Regions from separate parts of the Mus musculus genome. Here region 2 is linked to region 1. The links are chromatin loops, found by intact Hi-C in ENCODE. Cell type or tissue: heart. All regions are shown on one strand. Links, peaks and the distances in the headings refer to the core of each region. The heading gives the core; the rest is flanking DNA. Region 1 has its middle 16 kb from the start of Gm31600. Region 2 overlaps Rreb1 (ras responsive element binding protein 1).

Region 1 (11,365 bases), core at 3,656-8,655:
ATACGGAGACCAGCAGTTAATACTGGCTCTCCCCTTTAGTCTCTCTCCACTAGTTACACTCTGAGACAGGATCCCTCACTAACCATCTGGACAATAAGCTTCAGGAATACACCTTTCTCCACACCTCCCCTCAGCGTTGGAGTTACAGATTCAGACCTACTACACTCAATTTTATTTGTTTTGATTTTGAGGCAGGGTCTTACTGTGTAGCCCTATCTGGCCTTGAACTCATAGAGATCTGTCTGTCTCTGCGCCCCGAGTATTGCCTGGCCTGAACCCGTGTGCTGGTTGTCCAAACTCATGGCAAGCACTTCACTAACTGAGCCATCTCCCATACTTCATTCTCTTCCCCCTCTTTTGAGACAACTCATTTTGTAGTTCAGGCTATCCTGTAACTCAATGTATAATAAATTAGGCTAGCCTGGAACTTGTAGCTCCCCTCTTGCCTCTGCCTCCTGAGTGCCAGGATTACAGACATGTATCACCTTGTTCAACTTCTATCCTAAACATTGTTGTTGTTTTGCTTGTGAGTTGGTTGTGTTTTTCTTTTCTTTTTTAGAATTTATTAATCACATTGACAGATGAACAAACTAAAATTCAGTTTCTTTTTATTTTTAAAGATTTATTTATTACTGTATCTAAGTACATTTTAGTGGTCTTCAGATGCACCAGAAGGAGTCAGATCTCATTACAGATGGTTGTGAGCCACTATGTGATTGCTGGGATTTGAACTCAGGACCTATGGAAGTGCAGTCAGTGCTCTTAACTGCTGAGCCATCTCTCCAGCCCTTGTTTTGTTTTTCAAGACAGGGTTTCTTTGTGTAGCTCTGACTGTCCTGGAACTAGCTATGTAGAGCAGGCTGGCCTCAAACTCAGAGGATCCTCCTGCCTCTGCATCTATCTCTACCTCTGGAGTGCTGGGATTAAAGGTGTGCACCAACACCGCTGAGCTGAGCTCTCCCTTCAACTTTTACGGACAGTAGCTGGGTTTCTTGTGGTGGTGGTGGATTTTGTTTTGTTTTATATTTATTTTATTACTTTACGGGTATCAGTATTTTTGTCTGCATGGATATATGGGCACTATGTGCCCATGGGGGCCAGAAATAGGCATCAGATTCTCTGGAACTACAGTTCATACATACAGTTGCAAGGTGCCATGTGTCTGTTTTAAGGAACTCACAGAGCTGAAATCCCCTTGCAGTTCCTCTTAGGAACATTTCCTTAAATAAATGTTTAGTCATGGAATACTTTATCACAAATTCAACAATCCCCGCCTGCCGTCACTGAGATAGACCCACACTCTACACAGCAGTAGCAACAAGACTGCAGAGGGTCGTTCCTCAGGGCCTATTACCAAGGCAGCCCCTGAGAACAGAGAGCATGGTCAGGAGATCTTGATGCTAATCTCAAATAACCACTATTTAACTTTACATCCTAACTGAGCAAATTCTCCCCTGTATGCCAATGCAAAGGCTGCAAAGTGAATGAATAGGGTAGTCCAAACAACCTTGAAATTTCCTTCTGCCTTTTTGTTTTGTTTATTTGTTTGTTTTGTGAGACAGGGTTTCTCTGTGTAGCCTTGTCTGTCTTGGAACTTACTCTGTAGACCAGGATGGGCTTGAACTCACAGAGATCCACCTGCCTCTGCTTCCCAAGTGCTGGGATTAAAGGCATGCACCCCACTGCCCACTTCCTTTTTAAGATTCAATGTGTTTGATATTATATTTAACTTTGTTTTAAAAGTCTACCTTCTATATCTTCTATATCTTGTGCTCCCTGTCAACAAATTCAACCACCTGAGGGGGGGATCCCCAAATTAACAGAGCTGTACTTAATATGCAGAGACTGTTTTGCTAGTCCTTGTTTTCTAAACAATACTATGTAACAGCTTTTTAAATAGCATTTACATTGTTACAAGACACCTAGCCCAGACTGAAAGTACATAACAAAGGGCTGGGGGGGGAGCCCTGCTGGCAAAGTGCTTGCCCTGGGTTTGATCTCTAGCTCTGAAGGAAAAAAAAAGGGGGGGGGGAGTTTCCACTCCAGATCCCTGGAAGTGAAAACCAGGAGTCAAATTTCAACATCACCCTGCCCTGCATAGTTTAAAGATAGCCTGGCCTACAAGACTTGGACCAATCCTCTTTTGGTACTGACTGATGGATGCAGAGACAACTGGCTGGTTATACTGTATGTCATGGTGTTATTTGCAAAGATTAAAAACATATCTATTGCAGGAGACATTGTATCATTTGCAATCAAATAACCAAACCCTGTCCATGATGGTGCATGCCTTTGATCCCAGCACTGAGGAGGGAGCGGCCATCAGATCTGTGAGTTCAAAGCTAGCCTGGTCTACAGACTGAGGTCCAGAACAGCTAGGGTTACACACACACACACACACACACACACACACACACACACACTCAAACCTGCCTTGATAAATAAATAAGCAAATAAATAAGCAAACAAAACCAGCCCAATAGCACCCTTAAGTTGCTCATTGGCCTTTCTAAGCTTCACTATCTTAACTGAACTGCAATTCTTTGTTTTGGACAAGATCTTTCCTACAAGACAAACCTTTAAAGAGTCCTCTCTGTGATAAAATTCAGTGTCACCTCTGGAGACTGGTAGGTCCTCAAGCTATGCCTGTTACATAAATAAATGGTGGGGTCCGTAATCTGGGGCTTCATATCATTGTCCCATCTACCTTACAGAGGACCCTGCCCAGCAAAATGAGCCAATGCATGTAAACACACAATTTCTATTTCATAATTAAAATATAAAATATTACTTGCATGTGAAAACATTGCAAGTAGACAGAACCTTGCTGCTAATGTTTGGCAAGGAACGAGTGGTGGGCATTTTTCTTTTCTACTTGTAATTTCATCTCTCTTTGTAAGGTGTGTATCTCTCCATCCCTGTTTACTTTCTCTCCTCTCTCCAGTACCAGGGATCAGACCTAGCACCTAGCTCATGCTAGGAAAGTACTCTACCACTGAGCTATCTACACCAGCCCTCTTTTTACTTTTTTTTTTTTGGATACAAGATCTGAGTTTGAGATCCTCCTACCTCAGCATCCTGAATAGCTGAAGTTAAAGACCTTAAAGACTGGTGCCACAGGGTCTACTTGCTCTTAGGTTCTCTCTCTCTCTCTCTCTCTCTCTCTCTCTCTCTCTCTCTCTCTCTCTCTTTCTCCTCTCCTCTCCTATTCATTCACTACCATTTTTACACTTGTCTCTAACACTCTTTGGGGAAAATTTTGGACTCACAATATTTTTACTTACATTTTTTTTTTTTTTTACAGTGGTTTAATGGAGCAGTTGACATTCAGTAGAAGCTGTCCTTTGGGGACTGGTGGGATTCATAGGTGAAGGTGACTGGCACTCAAGCCTGGTGACCTGAGTTCAATCTCCAGAATCCATATACAGGTGAAAGGCAAGGGCAACATGGTCCTCAGACCTGTGGCCTACACACACACACACACACACACACACACACACACACACACACACACAAATGTAAGATAGGCCTGGTGTTAAGTGACTTGGCCCAATCCTAGTCTAAGGCTTGTGATACTAGGTAGGGTTGGTGTGCAAAGGGCATCTTTGAGGGACTGAAAAGATCTCACGGAACAAAGATGCCTGCTATCAAGTCTGAATGCCTGAGTGTAAGCTGGTCCTCGGATCTCCTCCCCGTTTTATTTGTTAAGATTTATTAATTGTATTATTTACATGTGTGAATGTTTTACCTGCATGTTTGTATATATGTATGGCCATCATATGCATGCCAGGTGTCCGCAGAGGTCAGAAGAGTGTGTCAGATCCCCTAAGACTAGAGGTACAGAGGGTTGTGAACCCAGGCCTCCTCAAGAGCAACAAGTGCTCCTGATTTCTAAGACAACTCTCCAGCCCTCTCCCATTAAAAAAAAAAAATGTAATAAAATTGATAAAGCATCTTTGAGGCCTGGGCAGCACTTGTCTAGCGTGTCCATATAAACTGCTTTTTAAGACTGGGTATGGTGGCATATGCTTTTAATCCCAGCACTTGGGAGGCAGAGGTAGGTGGATTTCTGTGAGTTCCATGACAGCCTGTTCTACAAACTAAGTCCAGTACATTTAGGGATATTACACAGAGAAACCCAGTCTCAAAAAAAAAAAAAAAAAAAAAAAAAAAAAAAAAAACCACCCAAACAACAAAAACAAAACAACTGCCTTTTTTTTTTTTCTTACTTAAGACTTTCAATTGGGCCGGGCGTGGTGGTGCACGCCTTTAATCCCAGCACTCGGGAGGCAGAGGCAGGCGGATTTCTGAGTTCGAGGCCAGCCTGGTCTACAATGTGAGTTCCAGGACAGCCAGGGCTATACAGAGAAACCCTGTCTCGAAAAAAAAAAGACTTTCAATTGACAATAGATTTTTTTGGCAACTAAGTCACTGCCATCTGTAAATAGCTTAGTGCCAATCTTTTTTTATTGGATTTGGGGAATCAATTCAGGCTAGATGTTTGCTAGACAGGCATTCTACCACCAACCCAAACTCTCAGTTCAATAAGCCAGTCAAATTTAAATAAAGCCATTTTCTCACCTTCTCTAAGTTAAAATCAGGCAAGAGGCAGGGTGGCATTGATTATAGGTTTGAGATACATGGAATTCCTGACCTACCGTCAACACTCACAGCTCCTAACAGACAACCCTGATGGGAACTGAATGGGAACAGTTGTTTGAATAGTTCTTTAAAAACTCATTTCCTTCCTACTTCTCTTTTACTATGACACTAAAATGATTTTTCATAATTCCTGATGGCACATAAGCATTCCTCTTCACTATGTTCAAATCTTGTAGGGGCTTAGAAGTGACAGTTCCTAAATGAATTATTAGCCCTAAACAATAACACACACACATGTGCACGCACACACACACACTTATACATGCACACACTCATACACATGTGTGCATTTATGTGTGCATACTCATAGACACACACACTTATAACCATACACATGCATACTCAAATGTGTGCACACCCATGAACACATACACATGCATGCACATGTGCACACAAGTTCCAATGCACACACACAAACAAATGAAGGCCTTTTTTTTTTTTTTACATCATAAAAAGTGCACATTCTAATTTCTACTGGGTGACTTGCAGGTCCCTTCCAGCATTGAAGATGGACAGGTCTTGTGATAAAGCTACTGTACTTTATAACAAATAAACTGGATTTAAACTGCCTAACTCAGCATTTATCAAACTTCCTCATTTTATGGACCAGTGGGAGGGAAAGCCAGTGAAATGAAAACTTAATGTCAGGATGTCAGCAAGCAGAAGCCATGGGAGATGTGCAGTTAAACCTAAGATGTTAAAACTAGTGCATTTGGAATGGATAAGATGTGGTATAATGACCTCTGACACGACCCACTCACCCACCCACCCTGTGAGTATCACTTATGGCATACTGAGGATCTTTGGGACAACTCTGGAAAGCCACACTCTGGTCCCAGGCTTTCAAAATTATTTCCAGGGGAAAAGTATAGAGGTATTTCCCAGTAGGAAATGAATTGACTGAGTTAAAGAGTAATTTCCAGGTATACATCAGAAGGAACTGTCCAGCTGGCCTCGGTGATCATGCACATCTCTTTAAATTAAGATGGCATGTAATTAAACCATTCAGCTTATTGACAAACCTCTCCATGAAGCAGTTTACTTTCACTTGAAATGACCCTTTTGCTTCCGAAGATTCCCCACACCCAGAGTGACTCAACTTCATAACACCACCATTAAATCTCTAGCTTTACAGGCAAGCGGCTGAGGCGTAGAGCGCCAGTTACTCTGCAGTGAGTCAGATCAAGTATGAGTGGCGGGTAGGAGACTTAGAAGCCAGCTTGGCTTCCAAGGCCTGGGTGTGGTTGATAACTTGGGCTCTTCCGGTGCCTTTGCTCAAGTGAGTGAATATGGTCCAGGCCTCCAGTTTACACCCTTCTTCCTCCTGGCTGGACCACCCCACCCCGACCTGGGGCGACCTCCCCTGGGGGCCTGACTTTAAGAACTTTAGGTATCATCCCAAACTGGCCCAGGATCTCTACACATCAGTGTAGCCCCCTCAGACATTTCTGATTTCATCTTCCTTGAAGCACCCCCCGTGGCTGATGGGACTAGAGGGTGCCTCATGCTGTCCTCTGAGCCCTTAACAAGCATCAGGTGACCAATGATCTCTTCACCTACACAGTAGCATCCGCCCCACAGACCGGATCACACCGCTGCCTCCTTCTTCACCTTGGTCTGTCTTTAGAAGAGGTGGGCGTGGAGGGTGGCGGTGATGGGGTCGGGTGGAGAACAATTTAACAATTTATGCGAGCTGGACCGCGGTTACCGAAGCACTGCCTCGGACTGCAAGATGCTCGCTGCTGGGGACCGCCTCGCGCGGTCCTCTCCCTAGTTATCCACCCTACACAGTTTCACAGGCTTTGCCGCCATCCTTCCTCCCTCTTCCTCCCTAGGAGCCTAGCAGTAACCGCCTGGCGGGCCGATGAGAGTACCGCGCGTTCTCCTCAAGGCCTCGGTGCGCGTAGGTGCTCCCTGTAATGTAACTACGATGAAGTTGTGTCATTTCCCATATCCCTTCCCCAATCGCCCGCATCCCTCGACCCTGGCAACGCGCAGCCCCCGCCAGGGCCTGGTGACGCGGGGGAGGGGCGCGCGGCGCAGGCAAAGTTGCTGAGTTGCGGGGCAGGCTCAGAAGTTGCAGCTGCGAAGGCTGCTTCCCTCCCCCTTCCTGGACTCGGCGGCTTGGATCGCACACCCAGTGGTCATCGCCCGCTACCTGCCCTCGCCAGAACCAGGCTGCATCCCCTCCCCGCGCCCACGAGAAACCCAGGTTTCCAGAGCAGTCCGGCTGGGGGGCGGGCGCACTCCATCTCTGCGTTCCGCCTGGGGGAGAGGGGGTGGGGGCGGGGTCCCCTTCACCCATGGGTCCCTGAGCCCTACGTAGGGAGGGAAGCGGGTATGCAAACGGGAGTCAATGGGCGTCCCCACACCCTCTCGTTAAGGGGCTTTACCCGGGGCGAGAGGGGGGCAAGGAGGGGGGATGGGGAGACGAGCGAAGAGGCTCGGCCTGGGACTGAAGTTGCCAACAGGTGCTCATGAGCTCATGTGACCGGGAGGAAGCACACGCAGGAGTAGAGGGTGAAGGGGGTGGGGAGCGGGCTTTCTCAGGGTCCCCCGCAGTGACAGCCACCCAGTGCACCCTCCAGCCGTGGTCCAGGGAGTGTTCGCGGGTGGCTCCTCCAAGCGCGGGCGCTCTCGCGGCCTGCCTGGGAGTAGGAGAAAGAGGAGGGGGAGGGAAGGGATGCGAAAGTGGGTCAGGAATGTGACTGGATGCACACCCCTCCCGTGGCCGCCCGAGGCAGCCAGCTTCCAGCCTTGGAAAGCGAGTCATTTGCTGTTGTGGCTCCCCAGTATTATAAGTGGACGGTTACCAGGGGATCCCGAGGGATGTGTTTCTCTGTGAGCCATTGGGAAGAAAAACTTAGTTGCCTCAGTAACCGGGTTTGGCTTGGATGAAATGATGCAGTGAACGTTGTAGGTGAGCCTGGCCGTGGAGAAGACTACAGTTGAGCTTAGGAGGCCAGAATGGAAAGCTGAGGAGGAGGTGGGGCTCTGCTGTGTTCCGTGTTTGCTTTTTCACTGCCTCAGAGGACATCAGTTTACCACAGTTCTTAGCAGTAGCTAAGTAGAGCAAAGGTTTGAAGTTGATACCCTCGAGTTGAAAGGAACAAGGGACAGTCACACTTTTGCTTTTGGGGAAAGCCTGAGAAACAAACATTAAAGGGCCTTTATTAAAGGGGGAAGACGGGGGCGGGGTGGTGTCCAGTCCTCTCAAAGCAGAAGCTGTTGAGTTCCCTCCTGGGCCCTGGAGCGGCTCACACCCCAAGCACGTGATGAGGAAGGGAGAACGGAGGTTTGAAAGTGATGGGCTTTGGGGTTGAAGGCAGAGGAGACAAGAAAAGAAAAAGGAAAGGAGGTGGGTTGCGGGGGGGGGGGCGGGGAGGAGGAGGAGAAGAAAGGCACGCTGTACCTGCAGAAGGGAGACTTATTGTTAGCTGAGTTTGTTAACTCAGACTTGTCTTGAATACTTCCTGGTTTCTGCCCCATTTTCCTTCCATCTGGCTTTGCCCAGTGGACCAGAGTCACAGGAGGAGGGACAGGAGTGAGGAACCCAAGTGCTGAGAAATCCATAGTAGCACCACCCTCAGAGTTAGGTCACCCAGGAACTTGGGAATTCGTGTCAAGTTCCATTTATTGCCAAAGAAGCCCACGTGGGTCAGGATGGAGCTTGCTTTGGAAGAGTATGCCTGGGAAGTTGAGCTGAATATGATAGCACATGCCTGGGAGGTGAACAAGGATCAGGAGTTCAAGGCCACCTCGTCTCAAGAAGCAAAAACAAACCGGGGGGAAAAATCGTTATAAATTGCATCATATTCTAAACATGTAAAAGGAGGTTGATTATTTTGTTGTGAAGACTTTTGTAGAGATTTTATTCACACACACACACCAAAATAGGGTTTAATTTTTACTGGCTGGAGAGTATAAGAAAGGGTTGAAGTAACCCTGGTTGGCCTGAAACTTTCAAAGTAGACCAGGCTAGCTTGTCACTTGTAGCAATCTTCTTAGCTCTGTTTTCCAAGCTCTGAGATTACAGATATGCCACCATGACATCCAGCTCTATTATTCACTTCTATTAATGCTGGAGATTAAATCCAGGGTCTTGCAGATCTCAGCACAGTCTGTCATTTAGCCATACTGCCAGCCCAGATTATTATTATTTTGCCTAGGTGACCTTGGCTGTATTGTCTCATGAGTAGAATGGCAATCTTGGTAGTCATTGGAATAGCCAGCCTCTATTCAAGTAAAAGGATTTTCTAAATTTAATTTTATGCATACGAGTGTGTTTGTCTACATGCATGTATGTGTACCACGTGTGTTCCTGAGACCCGAAGGAGTCTGAAGAGGGTGTCAGATGCTCTGGAACTGGAATAGTGGATGAGTGTAAGCAGACATGCAGGTCCACATGAATTAAACTTGGGTCCTCTCAAAAGTGTGGCAAGTGCTCTTAACCACTGAGCCATCTCTCCAGCCCCAAGACTGGGTGTTGAAATCTTCATTTCAGCATGCACACAGCATGTTTGCATGCTATATATGCACACAGCATGTTTGCATAAGCTATAGAAGGGCTTTATTTAAAGTTACATATGGCAGACCTTCTTATAGTCTGTAGGAAAATTATAGTTATTATTTTTAAGGGTTTCTGGAAACTTGAAAAAAAGCACTTAGAATTATTTCTACACAAGAGATAGTTTTCCTTTGAAAGCTTGGTTCATAGCAGAAGACTTTCCATAAAAACCGATAGGAACTTCAAGTAAAAGAAAGAGTTAGCAGTGGGACTCAAAACATATTTTTCTCTCATTTATTTGTGCTCGTGTACCTGTGTGGGTATGTGTGCTATGGTGTCTATGGGGTTCCCTCCTTCTCCCATGGGGATTCTAGAGGTCAAACTCAGGTTATTAGCCTTAGTGGCAGGCACTTTCCTTCACTGAGTCATCTCAGTGGCTCCAGCAGGTCTCATACCTGTACTTAGGGGATTCGTCCTAAAGAAACCACTTATGCAGTTGGATGTGGTAGCACTTTGATGCCAGCACTTGGGAGGCAGAGGCAGGTGGATCTCTGAGTTTGAGGCTAGACTGGTCTATAGAATGAGTTCTGAGAAAGAAAGAAAAAAGAAAGAAAGGAAGGAAGGAAGGAAGGAAGGAAGGAAGGAAGAAAGAAAGAAAGAGAGAGAGAGAAAGAGAGAGAGAGAAAGAAAGAGAGAGAAAAGACAGAAAGGGAAAGAAACAAAGAAAGAGAATGAAGAGGAGGAAGAAGAAATAATAATAACAATAATGATGATGATTTATGCAAATTTCGGATATGGCTCAGTGACAGAGTGCTCTATTGGTATTGGTGAGGCCCTGGGTTTGTTCTCCAGTAGTGGAAAAGATTTTTTTTTTAAGTTGTCACCAGGTCCCGTGGCACATGTCTCTACTCCTAGCTCTCAGGAGACAGAGGCAAGCAGATCTCTGAGTTTGAGACTGGCTTGATCTTCATAGCAAGTTCCCAGCCTGTCAGAACTATACAGTATACACAGTAAGCCAGCTACCCTTGGGGGGAGGGAAGGGTAAAAGTTTCCTATTCATTATATTAGATTTTCACATATGTTGGATAATGTGCTAGGAGCAATCTACTCACTGATACCTGTGTATGTATATAAAAGATATCGTACAATATATATGTGCATATATATTATATGTGTGTATATCCTACTCACACACTATATATATATGTGTGTGTGTGTGTGTGTGTGTGTGTTTGTGTATATATATATATATATATATATATATATATATATATATATATATATATACATATACATACCACCAGCTGGTGAATAGCTACCAGTGAGGGTGCTGGACAAAAATTACCACTGGAAATTCCAGAAGGGGTAGAGAGCACAGCATACTAGGTTGGGTAGGGGTGGGGCACTGTGACGTGCCAAGTGCCAAGCTCACCTTCTCAGAGGCGGCTGCTGAAGGTACCCGGAAGGGGATGGAGAAAGCCCACACCCTTGCTCGGGCTTGGTTGCTTTAGGGTGCTGGGAATGTTCTTGTGTGGTGGCTGACAGGTGGCACCTGTCAGGAAGTAGTTCTGAGGATGGTCTTATGACTGAAACTTGGGCTTTAAAGGATAGACATGACTTTTATAGCTAGAAAGGAAAAAGCATTCCTCGTGCTCTAAGCCTGGGAGTCAAGAGCCGGAAAGTTGCAGAGCGCACCCCAGGAATCTGAATTGAGCAGCTTTGCTGGAAGAGATAGATCGGATATGAAATTTGTCATTTCAGTGAAAAGATTAGGCCAGACCAACCAGGGACAAGGAATGGTTGGGTCCTGGGACTTTGTCTGCAGATAACAGAGGATTACGAGAGAGTTTAAAGCAGGGCAAATACAGGCATACCTCATTCTATGCTTGGTAGATACTGTTTTATGGAGGGTTTGTCCAACTCTGAATCAAACAAGTCCATTTTTCAACAGCTCAGATAACTGTTAGCAAGTTTTAGCCATAAAATAGATGTATGGCCTGGTAGTGGTGCATGCCCTTAGAGCCCCCCAAACAGGAAGGACTACGCAGAGAAACTCTCTCTCTCTCTCTCTCTCTCTCTCTCTCTCTCTGTGTGTGTGTGTGTGTGTGTGTGTATGTGTGTGTGTGTGTGACATGATGTTGCATACTTAATAGACTCCAGCACATTAAACATAGCCGAATGTGCAGAGGGAAACCC
Region 2 (11,365 bases), core at 3,348-8,347, 160 kb after region 1:
TGGGAGTTGGGGTGTTGTTTTTGTATAATACCATTTCACTAAAATTCAGCCTGGCTCTTGGGTTTCTTGGGCTAAGGAGTTGATGGTCTTTTATTTTAGTTGAGTTTTCATGTGAATCTACCTCATCAGGACCTTTTGCCCATACTTCACGCTTTGAGATTGAAAGTTGAGTACTTACTACTCCTGTCACTACTACCCTGTTATAATATTTAGTACATAGATCACAACTAGGTATTTGTAGCAGTTTCTGTTAAAATGGTTTGGATTTTTTTCAAATCCAAGTGTGTGTGTGGGGGGGGGGGGGGGGATGGATGATTGTGAAGGCCAGAAAAGGGCATTGGATCCCTAGAGCTGAAGTTGTAAAGTGGTTGTGGTCAGATATAGGTGCTGGAAACCACACTTAGGCTCTCCTAACTACTGACCTGTGTCTGCAGCTCCTTGGACCTTTACGAATTTGAACAACTAATGCACTGATTAGTTCCCTGCCTATGCAAAAACTACCAGAACTACTTTTTAGTATTCTCAGGTGTAAATTTGAGATAGGAAGTATCCACATATAAGTTCTTGACATAAATAAGTCTCAAGTGCAGTGGACTTGATACATCTGTACATGCACAGCTGTCCCAGGAGATTGATCCCTCCTCCCCCAGTCATGGAAGCAGCCATTTTGTGAAGAAGGCATCCTAGTTTGTCCTCTTAGCTTGTTTGGTACTGCTTGAGCTGGCAATCCTCCTGCCTCAGTCTGCTGGGTGCTGGCTTGTGCTGTGTCCCCCAGTGTCAGCACTCCCCCATTTCCAAAGGCTTACTTCAAATTCCATCATGATGTTATTTCACTCTGCTTGTGTCTATCCTAGAGGGTGTCCTTGAGCAAACAAGCAGGTTTCTTTCAGGTGTGCCCAACCTTTGACACTGCTAGCTACTGAGCTCACCCTTGTGAACTGTGCAGTTGAGTGACAGGAGAAAAGTATCTCTTCATAGTTTAAGCCACTTTACAGTTTGGTGTTGGAGTACATCCATGGCTGTCCTTAGCCTGCTGTAGGCCAGGGCCGCCCTCCCTCGCTTTTCCCGAATTCAGTCTCAGATCTGCACTCCGAAAAGTTGACTCTGTGTTAATGGAAGCGGCTGCTGCTAACAGCAGGCACCTCTCACATCTCCTTCACGGTCGTGTTTCAATCCTCACCTTTCTTCCCTTGCTTTTGCTTGTGGGTCCCACTTAGGCCTGGTGTGAGACAAACCTACGGCGGTGCATCAGCGAGCAGCACCGGTTTGTGTGTGACACCTGCGACAAGGCGTTCCCCATGCTGTCGTCACTCATCCTGCACAGGCAGAGCCACATCCCTGCCGATCAGGGACGGGAGAAGCTCCAGACCAAGACCCTGGCTGCCGAGTCCTTGGAACAGAAGGCCTTCCTGGCCTTGCTGGGCCTGCAGCACACCAAAGACGTCAAGCCTGCCCCGGCGGAGGAGCTCCTGCCGGACGACAACCAAGCAATACAGCTCCAGACACTTAAGTACCAGCTACCTCAGGAGCCTGGCTGCCCCACCGTGCTGAGTGTGTCTCCTCTTGACGCTGCTTCTTTAGGTGGCTCTCTGACAGTCCTCCCAGCTACCAAGGAGAATATGAAGCATCTGTCCCTGCAGCCCTTCCAGAAGGGCTTCATCATCCAGCCAGACAGTAGCATTGTGGTTAAGCCTATTTCAGGAGAGTCGGCCATTGAGCTGGCAGATATCCAACAGATTCTAAAGATGGCAGCTTCCGCTCCTCCGCAGATCAGTCTTCCGCCACTTTCCAAGGCCCCTGCCACCCCGCTGCAGGCGATTTTCAAGCACATGCCTCCTTTGAAGCCAAAGCCCTTGGTCACACCCCGGACAGTGGTAGCCGCCTCCACGCCCCCACCTCTCATCAACGCCCAGCAGGCATCTCCCGGTTGTATCAGCCCCAGCCTTCCTCCACAGTCCCTGAAGTTCCTCAAGGGGTCGGTGGAGGCAGTGTCCAATGTTCATCTGCTTCAGTCCAAGTCTGGGATCCAGCCAAGCACCACCACACAGCTCTTCCTGCAGCAAGCTGGAGTGGAGTTGCCGGGCCAGCCCGAGATGAAGACACAGCTGGAACAAGAGAGTATCATTGAGGCCCTGCTGCCCCTCAACATGGAGGCGAAGATCAAGCAGGAGATAACAGAAGGTGACCTCAAGGCCATCATGACAGGCCCCAGTGGCAAGAAGACCCCCGCCATGCGCAAGGTGCTCTACCCCTGCCGCTTTTGCAACCAGGTGTTTGCTTTCTCTGGAGTCCTGCGAGCCCACGTTCGCTCCCACCTGGGCATCTCACCCTACCAATGCAACATCTGTGACTATATTGCTGCAGACAAAGCCGCCCTGATCCGTCACATCCGCACACACAGCGGGGAACGGCCTTACATCTGCAAGATCTGCCACTACCCATTCACGGTCAAAGCCAACTGTGAGCGGCACCTGCGCAAGAAGCACCTCAAGGCCACCAGGAAGGACATTGAGAAGAACATAGAGTACGTGAGCAGCCCCACCGCAGAGCTGGTGGACGCCTTCTGCGCCCCAGAGACCGTGTGCAGACTGTGCGGGGAGGATCTGAAGCACTACCGAGCTCTACGCATCCACATGCGCACACACTGCAGCCGGGGCCTGGGCGGCTGCCACAAAGGCCGGAAACCCTTCGAGTGCAAGGAATGCAACGCTCCCTTCGTGGCCAAGCGCAACTGCATCCATCACATCCTCAAGCAGCACCTGCACGTGCCCGAGAAGGACATCGAGAGCTACGTGCTTGCCACCAACAGTGGCCTCGGCCCCGCGGACACGCCCACGGATGCCGCTTCCAGAGGAGAAGAGGGCAGCTGTGTCACTTTCGCGGAGTGCAAGCCCCTCGCCACTTTCCTGGAGCCCCAAAATGGCTTTCTTCACTCGAGCCCCACCCAGCCCCTGCCTTCCCACATCTCTGTCAAGCTGGAGCCAGCCAGCAGCTTTGCCATGGACTTCAACGAACCCCTTGACTTTTCGCAGAAAGGCCTGGCACTGGTCCAAGTGAAGCAGGAAAATGTTTCCTCCTTGCTGACGTCTTCCTCCTCCTCTGCCCTCTATGACTGCTCCATGGAGCCCATTGACCTGTCCATCCCCAAGAGCGTCAAGAAAGGAGACAAGGACACAGTTGTTCCCAGTGACGCCAAGAAACCGGAACCGGAAGCTGGGCAAGCCGAGCCGCTCTCACCCCGCCCACCACCCTGCCCTACCTTGTCAGTGACTGTGGAGCCCAAGGGGAGCCTGGAAACCCCCACAGGCACGGTGGTGGCCGTCACCACAGCTGCCAAGCTAGAGCCCCACACTCAGCCCCTCCAGGGCTCCGTGCAGCTGGCTGTCCCCATCTACTCCCCCGCGCTCGTCAGCAATACTCCCCTCTTGGGCAATTCTGCTGCCCTCTTGAACAACCCAGCCTTGCTTCGGCCCTTACGGCCAAAGCCCCCCCTCCTCTTGCCAAAGCCCTCGATGACAGAGGAGCTGCCGCCACTGGCCTCCATCGCCCAGATCATTTCTTCCGTGTCCTCGGCCCCTACTCTGCTGAAAACGAAGGTAGCTGACCCTGGACCATCGATCACCAGCAGTAACACTGTGGCCACAGACAGCCCAGGAAGCTCCATCCCCAAAGCTGCCGCCACCCCCACTGACACCACAAGCTCTAAAGAATCCAGTGAGCCACCCCCTGCAGCCAGCAGCCCTGAGGAAGCCTTGCCTACTGAACAAGGGCCGGCTGCCACTTCCTCGTCGAGGAAGAGGGGCAGGAAAAGGGGACTGAGAAACCGGCCCCTCCCCAACAGCAGTGCTGTGGACCTGGACTCCAGTGGGGAGTTTGCTAGCATCGAGAAGATGCTGGCCACCACAGATACCAACAAGTTCAGTCCCTTTCTGCAGACTGCAGAGGATGACACTCAGGAAGAGGTGGCTGGAGCCCCTGCCGACCAGCATGGGCCCGCTGATGAGGAGCAAGGTAGCCCCGCAGAAGACAGGCTGCTGAGAGCAAAGCGGAACTCCTATGCCAACTGCCTGCAAAAGATCAACTGTCCCCACTGTCCCCGGGTCTTCCCTTGGGCCAGCTCCCTGCAGCGGCACATGCTTACACACACTGGTAAGAAGGCCCTCACGGCTCACCAGGCGGTGAGTCTTGAAAGGAAAGAGTAATGGGTAGGGATAGGAGTAGGCCTAAAGTTTGGGGCCTTTGTCTCATGCTCCATTCTTTGTCTCAGAAGTCACAGGCTGTTACTTTCCATATAATCTGTGCCTGTGGTCTGAGCCACCAAGGCTTATCTGTAAATAAATGTATCAGACACAGTGACAGTGGTCATAGGCTCCTTCACTTCCCTCCCCATAACCTTTGCCTGACAAGTTCCAAGAGTTTCTAAGTATGGAGGCCATTCCGGAGAAGTGGGACTTTGCATTAAGGTAACAGTGATGTAATGAGCTTGGTGCTTTGACATGATAATCTTCAGTGCCGTCTTTTTTTTTTTTTTTTGAACATTCTATGGAGTTCTTTAGCTACCACACATGTAATACAGAAAAGTGGGATTGGATATTTTTTCCCCTTCACTGAGGTAGCTCCAGCGTCCCTTACTTATTTTGACTTTTTTTCCTATTTGGAATACTTAGATGATTGATAGTAGTAATTTTTCTAAAGTTCTATTTATCCTAAAATTGTCAACTGTTGAGGAAAACATTCTGCGTATCATTTGAATGTTTTAATTAACAAAGCTAGATTACCAAAACAACATCCCGGAAATAGTTTTCAGATGTCAGTTTCTAGAAGTTGAAGTGTAGAACAGAGACTTATCTATTAAATTACTTTATGCCTAGTGCTTCTAATATTTCAATAGCCATCTAGAAAGGTATAATTATAATTTTCTGAATAGTATCACAGGATTTGTATCATCGATCGATTGGGCGATTGTTGTACATTCAGTGAAGTCCTTACCCTTTTGGAGTTTACAGTTTAAAATATGGATCACTGGCAAGATTTGACTTTTCAGACCAACAAGTATTTTGTAGTATTTGGGACAGACGGAAACATTACTTATTGATCAGAATGATGCTCAAATTTTACTGCAGATCTTTTTGCAGTAGATCTTGCTAGAAACACTCCAGGAAGGAATGCTGTGATTTCCACCCACCCACCCCCGCCCACTGAAGATTTGTGTAGATAGGCCATCTCTCAGCAAACTGACAGGCTTCCTGGGAGCCAAAGTGTCCATTTCTTTTCCATTTGTGATGGCATCTGCAGATACCAGAGACGTGTCCCCTCTTTCCCTGGGGTTTGATCACTGTTGGTGTAGGAGCATCTGAACCTGTTCGGTCCCCAGGGCCCACAGAGTAGAAAAAAGAGCCAACTCCTACAAGTTGTTCTCTTGCTTCTACACGCAAGCCATGGCACAAGTGTGCTTACGTGTGCACGCACACACAAACAGAGAGAGAGAGAGAGAGAGAGAGAGAGAGAGAGAGAGAGAGAGAGAGAGCGCAGCCAACAGCATTGAGCAAAACCCAATTTCAACTGTAGTTAAGCAAACTGCCTCCATCATGAGAGAGGGTCTCTTTCCATCCTCTCAGCTACTTTGTTGAATTATCCCAGCATCTGTACTTGGTCTCAACCCATTTCTCCATTCTACCCACTCCCTACCACGGAACAAAGAGGTCAGCTGCTGAATGTCCAACTAGGGGTCCACCTGCTGGCTGCCAGCACAAACATGGCTTTAGCTCTTTACCCTGCTTAGTTAGGTTCCAAGAATGTACTCTGAGGAGGAAGCTGTCATCTTTCATGTCCTCTTGGGCAGTTTCTACACACTCGATTTCCTCCCTCCTCCAGCTCTCCAACCTGTGGCTCACTGCGCTCCCTCTGGACATGTTGTACCTCGTGAGACAACAATGCACTGTCTCTGCCAGTTCCCCTCACAGCATCTCGGCCTGTGTCTTTAGGCCACAGGAGGACAAAGTGCCAGCAAACACAACCAGTCCCTTTCAGCAGTATCTGTCCTCACCTTTTCCTCCTTCCCTTTGCTCTGGTTCCTTGTTCACAGTGCTGGGTCAGGATGGTGCAATCTCTGAGAACCCCTCCAGCTGTGGCATCTGGGATCCCCTAGCTCCCTCTCATTCTCATGGGTGCTTGGAGCTCCTTTGCCAGCTCCTGGGCTCTTCCATCTCACCTTCTGCCCCACTGCTAATGGGTAACAAGCACTGACGTTTAAATTTGGGAGATGTCCTCACAGTATAGAAAGCAACTTGAGCTACTTGTACCTAGCTGCCTTTTACTAAGGTTTAATCCATGTTTTTGTATGTGGGTTTGTGTCTGCACATACGTGTGCAGGTAACTGCCCAGGCTAGAAGAAAGAGTTGGATCCCCTGGAGCCAAGGTTACAGGTGCTTGTGAGCTACCAGATGTAGGTGCTGAGAACCAAAGGGTCTTCAAGAGCAGCACTTTCTTTACCACTGAGCCATCTCTCCAGCCCAAGTACTTTATTAAGTGGTAGCTTTGACTGCAAAAGAAGAAAAGTACCAAGAAACCCTGGGCCCCGAGGGTAAAGTATGTGGGAAGTCCAAAGATGCTTAGCTCCTACAGTCTTGTCAGCACAAAAACTCCATGTGTGTCCCAGGCTAGTTCTAACCTTGATTCTCTTCAGAGAACATTTGCAGCTCGTCCATTTAGGACTTGACAAACAAGGTCCCGTTGTCCTCAGCAAACTCTTGTTCCTTCTGCCTGGCTTTGTTCCCAGTGCCCTTCAGATAATGCCTCTCTTCCTTTTCTGACTGCTCTGCATGAATGAATTTGGATGACTGGTGGCTTTAATGTTCACATTGGGGTGGGAGACATACAGGCCCCGGATACAAAAGTATGGTCACAGCTGCTCTTACACACACATATACACTCGCGCACGCGCGCACACACACAGTCTACCAGATTGGTAAAGTGCACTAGTGACTTTCAGACATACACTAAACAGGCTCACCATTTTTACATCCCTGCAAGGCAAAAAGCATATTACTATTTTAAAAGTAATTTTCTGCTTTGTATAAGCTTTAAATGATTGTGTTACTTGTCAGTTTGAGGTCCTTCAGTGGCACTAATGTGACTGTTCATGGAATACAGCAAAAGCATGTGAAAATTAAAAAGTAAATTATTTCATACCAAAAAAAAAAAAACCAACCCTACCATTTTCTTAAAATCTGGAATCCCAGCCTAGTGGAGTCGGGAAGATGGCTGGATTAAATACAGAGTTCAGTTGCCCGCATCCATGTGTAAGTTGTACATCTTACAAATGCTTGTAACTCCATCTCGAAGAGATTCCACACCCTCTCTTGCCTCCCACACATGGTGTACATGTATTCATGCACACAGAGGCACCAATAAAAAATAATTAATTAAAGGAATCCCAGTATAGTAGCCTTTGGCCCTTAAGTCTTTTTTTTTTAACCCCTTTTGGTGCTGGTACTTGAACCAGTGCTTCAGCATTCTCCATAGCTCCCTGCCAGCTCCTTGTTTCTCCGTTCTCTTCCTCCCTATCTGACCAGACCTGAAGAAGCTGCCATCTTTCTTTTAGACAAAGGAAATTTAAGATATTCTGTTGTTATTAATGAAAAGCAAAAGAGCCACTTGAAAAATACATGGGGAAATGTTTTATACCCGGTCACTTCAAGATTTAAAAAAAAATGAGGGTGTTGGGGCTGGAGAGATTGCTCAGAGGTTAAGAGCACTGACTGCTCTTCCAGAGGCCCTGAGTTCAATTCCCAGCAACCACATTACAGGTGGCTCACAACCATCTGTAATGGGGATCTGATGCCCTCTTCTGGTGTGTCTGAAATAAATAAATAAATCTTAAAAAAAAATAATTGAGGGTGTTTTCAGTGCTTCAAGCATTTGGTAGGTCCTCTACTAGTGTGCAAGGGTCCTTGTCTATACACATAGTGGGATTTTTATGAGGCCTTTCCAAGGTCTCTAAGTATGCTTGGATTGATGCAAATATTCCTGTCTGTTTGGTCACCCCATCCTTATACATCTCTTGTATGCCTTTCTACTCCATTGCTCATTGCTGGGGTTGGGGTCGTTGGTTGGTTTCATGGGTGGTGGTTGTTGCTGCTGCTGCTTTTTTCAGTGCTGTAGTTTGTTGTGGGTGGCTCTGGGCTGCTTGCTTTCCTGGAAGAGGCTGTCTGGAATGAGTAATGAGTCACACACACAAGTGGATTCCTGTGAACCAATCGCCTAATGAATAAAGGAGCCAATCACTAGGCGAGTAGACAGGGCTTCCAGGTTGGAGAGAGGAGAGCAAGCAGCACAGAGCCATTCACAACATTTCCCCCTTTCTGTTCTAATAAAAAAACAAAACCTTTCTCACAGTATAGAGTACAACAAGATTAGACCTAACACCCAGTCCATCATCTATCCTAAATTAAAAGGCTGGAGAGATGGCTCAGCAGTTAAGAGCACTGACTGCACTTCCAGAGGTCCTGAGTTCAATTCCCAGCAACTACATGGTGGCTCACAACCATCTGTAATGGGATCTGATGCCTTCTTCTGGTGGTCTGAAGACAGCGACAGTATACTCATATAAATAAAAAAAATAATAAATCTGAATGATAAGTCTTTTTTTTTTTTAAATCATTCTATACCTGACTCATGTCCTGGCTTTAGACTGTAAGCCATCTGAAAACCATCCTCTCAAAGTAAATAGCCTGGGTTGGCTATGAATCTGCAACACCATCAGAGACCCAAGAATGACTGATATTAACTGAAAGTATATAGGAAGCCTAACACCGTTTCCAAAACTTAGCCAATTTATAGAGACCGCTGATCACTTGGACAATCCCTTACTTCAAAACATTGAAGCATTGGTCTTCAGCCTTCTGGCCAGGATCATCTAACAAACCTTAGAAAAACAGGATATTAAGGACTAGCCTATTCTGTCTCTGCACAACCAAGCCGTCCTAAACCTGTAATTGTGTCCTTTCTCTGGACAGTGTATGTAGATGAAATGAGAATTCTTGCCTAGTGTCTATCTTGCCACAACTGGAGCAACTCATAGATGCTCCAGTTTCTTCTTTGAATCCAAGACAGGGAAAGCTAGCAGACTAGTCTCAATAACACGTGAATAAATAACATTAAATGTCACATTCTGTGGATTGCTGACGTTTTTGAAAACCAGCTATGTATGTAAAGTAATCTGGACTGTCTTCCCTTAACTACTATTTCTAATTAAAATCTTTGAAAACACTCTAACAGTAAACTCAGAGCCATGACTTTGCTATTTGGCCCTTAACTCACAGGCGTAATCATCTCAGATCAGTTTATAATAACAGTTATAGAAGATGATTAAACAGGCAATGATTATCACTGCGCTTTCTATTCTAGAGTCAGTGATTGATATTCTATCCTGGTTCAAATTAAAACAATCCAAAACAAATGAAGTAATCTAAAAAACTTATACTTAGGCCTTTTCTCTGGTGCCAAGAGAATATAAAACCCAATATTTCCATGGAGTCCATGTTAGACAGAATATGAGTATTCTATAACCATCAATAGAGGAGGTTTGTACCAATGAAAACCTTGATGTTGCATCAAAATAAATTCTGTATCAAAATAAGTTATGACTTCAACTTAGTAACAATTAAAATGATTTCTACCAAATGAGATTATGCCTATACAATCAATTCTAGCTATTTCCTCCCTGTTCCAATTATGACCATTTCTAAATTCCCTAGAAAGACAACCTATAATAACCACTTCCAGCCCCAAAGCCCAGGAACTGGGGCGATGACTCTTTGTAACTTATTCAGGCTGAATATGGGCATTGAGATATTTTGAATCGGTGCGGGTGGGGAGATAGGGGAGTTGTTGGCCTTTAAAAGGCCACACCAAAGATTGATTTAGTCTCTGATGCCTGTGTCCTGGCTGTATCTGGTTGAAAGTCCAAGACATCAGGAGTTCAAGCAGGTCAGTTCAGCATGTCTGACGAAGAAACTCACCAAGGCTGTATATTCTGTAATGTATAAATGTCAAAGCAAAATGTTAGTATCATCAAGATAACATTTTTGTTCAATTCTCTGAAATCTAGTTCTTCAGGGGGGGGGGGGTCTCCCTCTGTCAAGTCTGATCCATATAACTCTGGATCTTAATCACCTTTTCCAAAACCACAAAGACAAAACCTTTTTCCCAAATCAGCCAAATTTGAGACGTAACCAAAAAAACCTTTATTTTGCCTTTCTCCCAGAGGAATAACCACAAAACTCAACATCACACCCATTTTGAAAATTAAAACAATATAAAACAAATGAAATAAGCTAAGACACTGTATGTGCCTATACTAGGCCTTTCCTATCTTTTCAAGCAGGAAAAGATACTCAAGATTTCTGTGGAGCCCACGTTAGCAGAATATGAGCTTTCTGTGGCTGGTTAAGCAGTCTATACCATCTTTCCGTTTGGCTCAGAGCCACAGACATATTTTATTAATACCCGTATAATGGCTGGCTGAACTCTCTACCTGGAGCCACAGAAATAGATAATTAATACTTGTTCAAGGCAGGCAATGATTATCACTGTGATCTCTACTCTGGAGTCAGTGACTAATATTCCCTATCCTAGTTCAAATTAAAACAATCCAAAACAACTGAAGTAAACTAAAATACTGTTTGTGCTTATTCTTAAGACTTTCCTATGTTACCAAGAGGATACAAAACCCAACCAATATTCCCCTGGAGCCCATGTTAGACAGAATATGAGTATCCTGTAAGACAAGTAAAGCAATCTTATACCATCTTATGGTTCAGCTCTCTGCCTAGAGCAGCCATCTCATTATACCATCTATCTGTTCGGCTCTTTGCCTGGAGCCACAGACATTTATTAATACCTGTTCACTGCCATTTCTACTTGATGTCACTGACTAATTTTCCCTATACTCCTATGGTTGAGAACCATAGGCAAAATTCCCCATGTGATTCAGACAAATATCTGTATATAAATCTATACTAAAAGCAAGTAATCCCAATTTAATAAATTCATAATTCAATCAATCTCTGCTCCAAGAAATAGGCAACTTTCATTCTACAGCTCTCACTCAGAGCAGCCTGCATTCCCCACAGCAGCAGGCCTCCTAGCCCGCCAGCAGTTTTCTTTGTTTCAATTCCTGTGCTTGAGTCCAAGCTACTTGTTTCAGCACTACCGAAGTTACTCACTGAAAAAAAGAAAAGAAATAAAATAAAACTCTTAACTCTCAGGCTAATAATCTTAATTTTCTAGTGGATTCTTGCCCACCATGTTCTTCACCACCTGTAAATCTCAAAGAAGACAAAATTTTAGTATTGCCAAGATA

Evidence for each region. Peaks named below come from ENCODE experiments on the same cell type or tissue, not always from the same donor. Only the 100,000 strongest peaks of a DNase experiment are listed, where the experiment ranks them.
Region 2: it touches region 1 in a loop (2.9-fold over the local background); 1 of 42 quality-filtered maps calls a loop at or near these places.

What each region holds. Positions count from the first base shown.
Region 1 is chr13:37,771,684-37,783,048 of GRCm38, forward strand. It overlaps a transcript of Rreb1 not described here. Among named protein-coding and RNA genes, the nearest start is that of Gm31600, 16 kb to the left of the region's middle. In heart, for the core only: a CTCF peak has its summit at 6,531; DNase peaks (open chromatin) are centred at 6,698, 7,048, 7,328, 7,888 and 1 weaker place; H3K4me3 peaks cover 2,082 bases; H3K27ac peaks cover 1,788 bases; H3K27me3 peaks cover 1,308 bases.
Region 2 is chr13:37,928,341-37,939,705 of GRCm38, forward strand. Rreb1 (ras responsive element binding protein 1) reads left to right here. Exons shown (of 12, transcript NM_001177869.1): 9 at 1,218-4,149. Among named protein-coding and RNA genes, the nearest start is that of Gm52041, 32 kb to the right of the region's middle. In heart, for the core only: CTCF peaks have their summits at 5,798 and 7,837 (motif pointing left); DNase peaks (open chromatin) are centred at 5,951 and 6,761.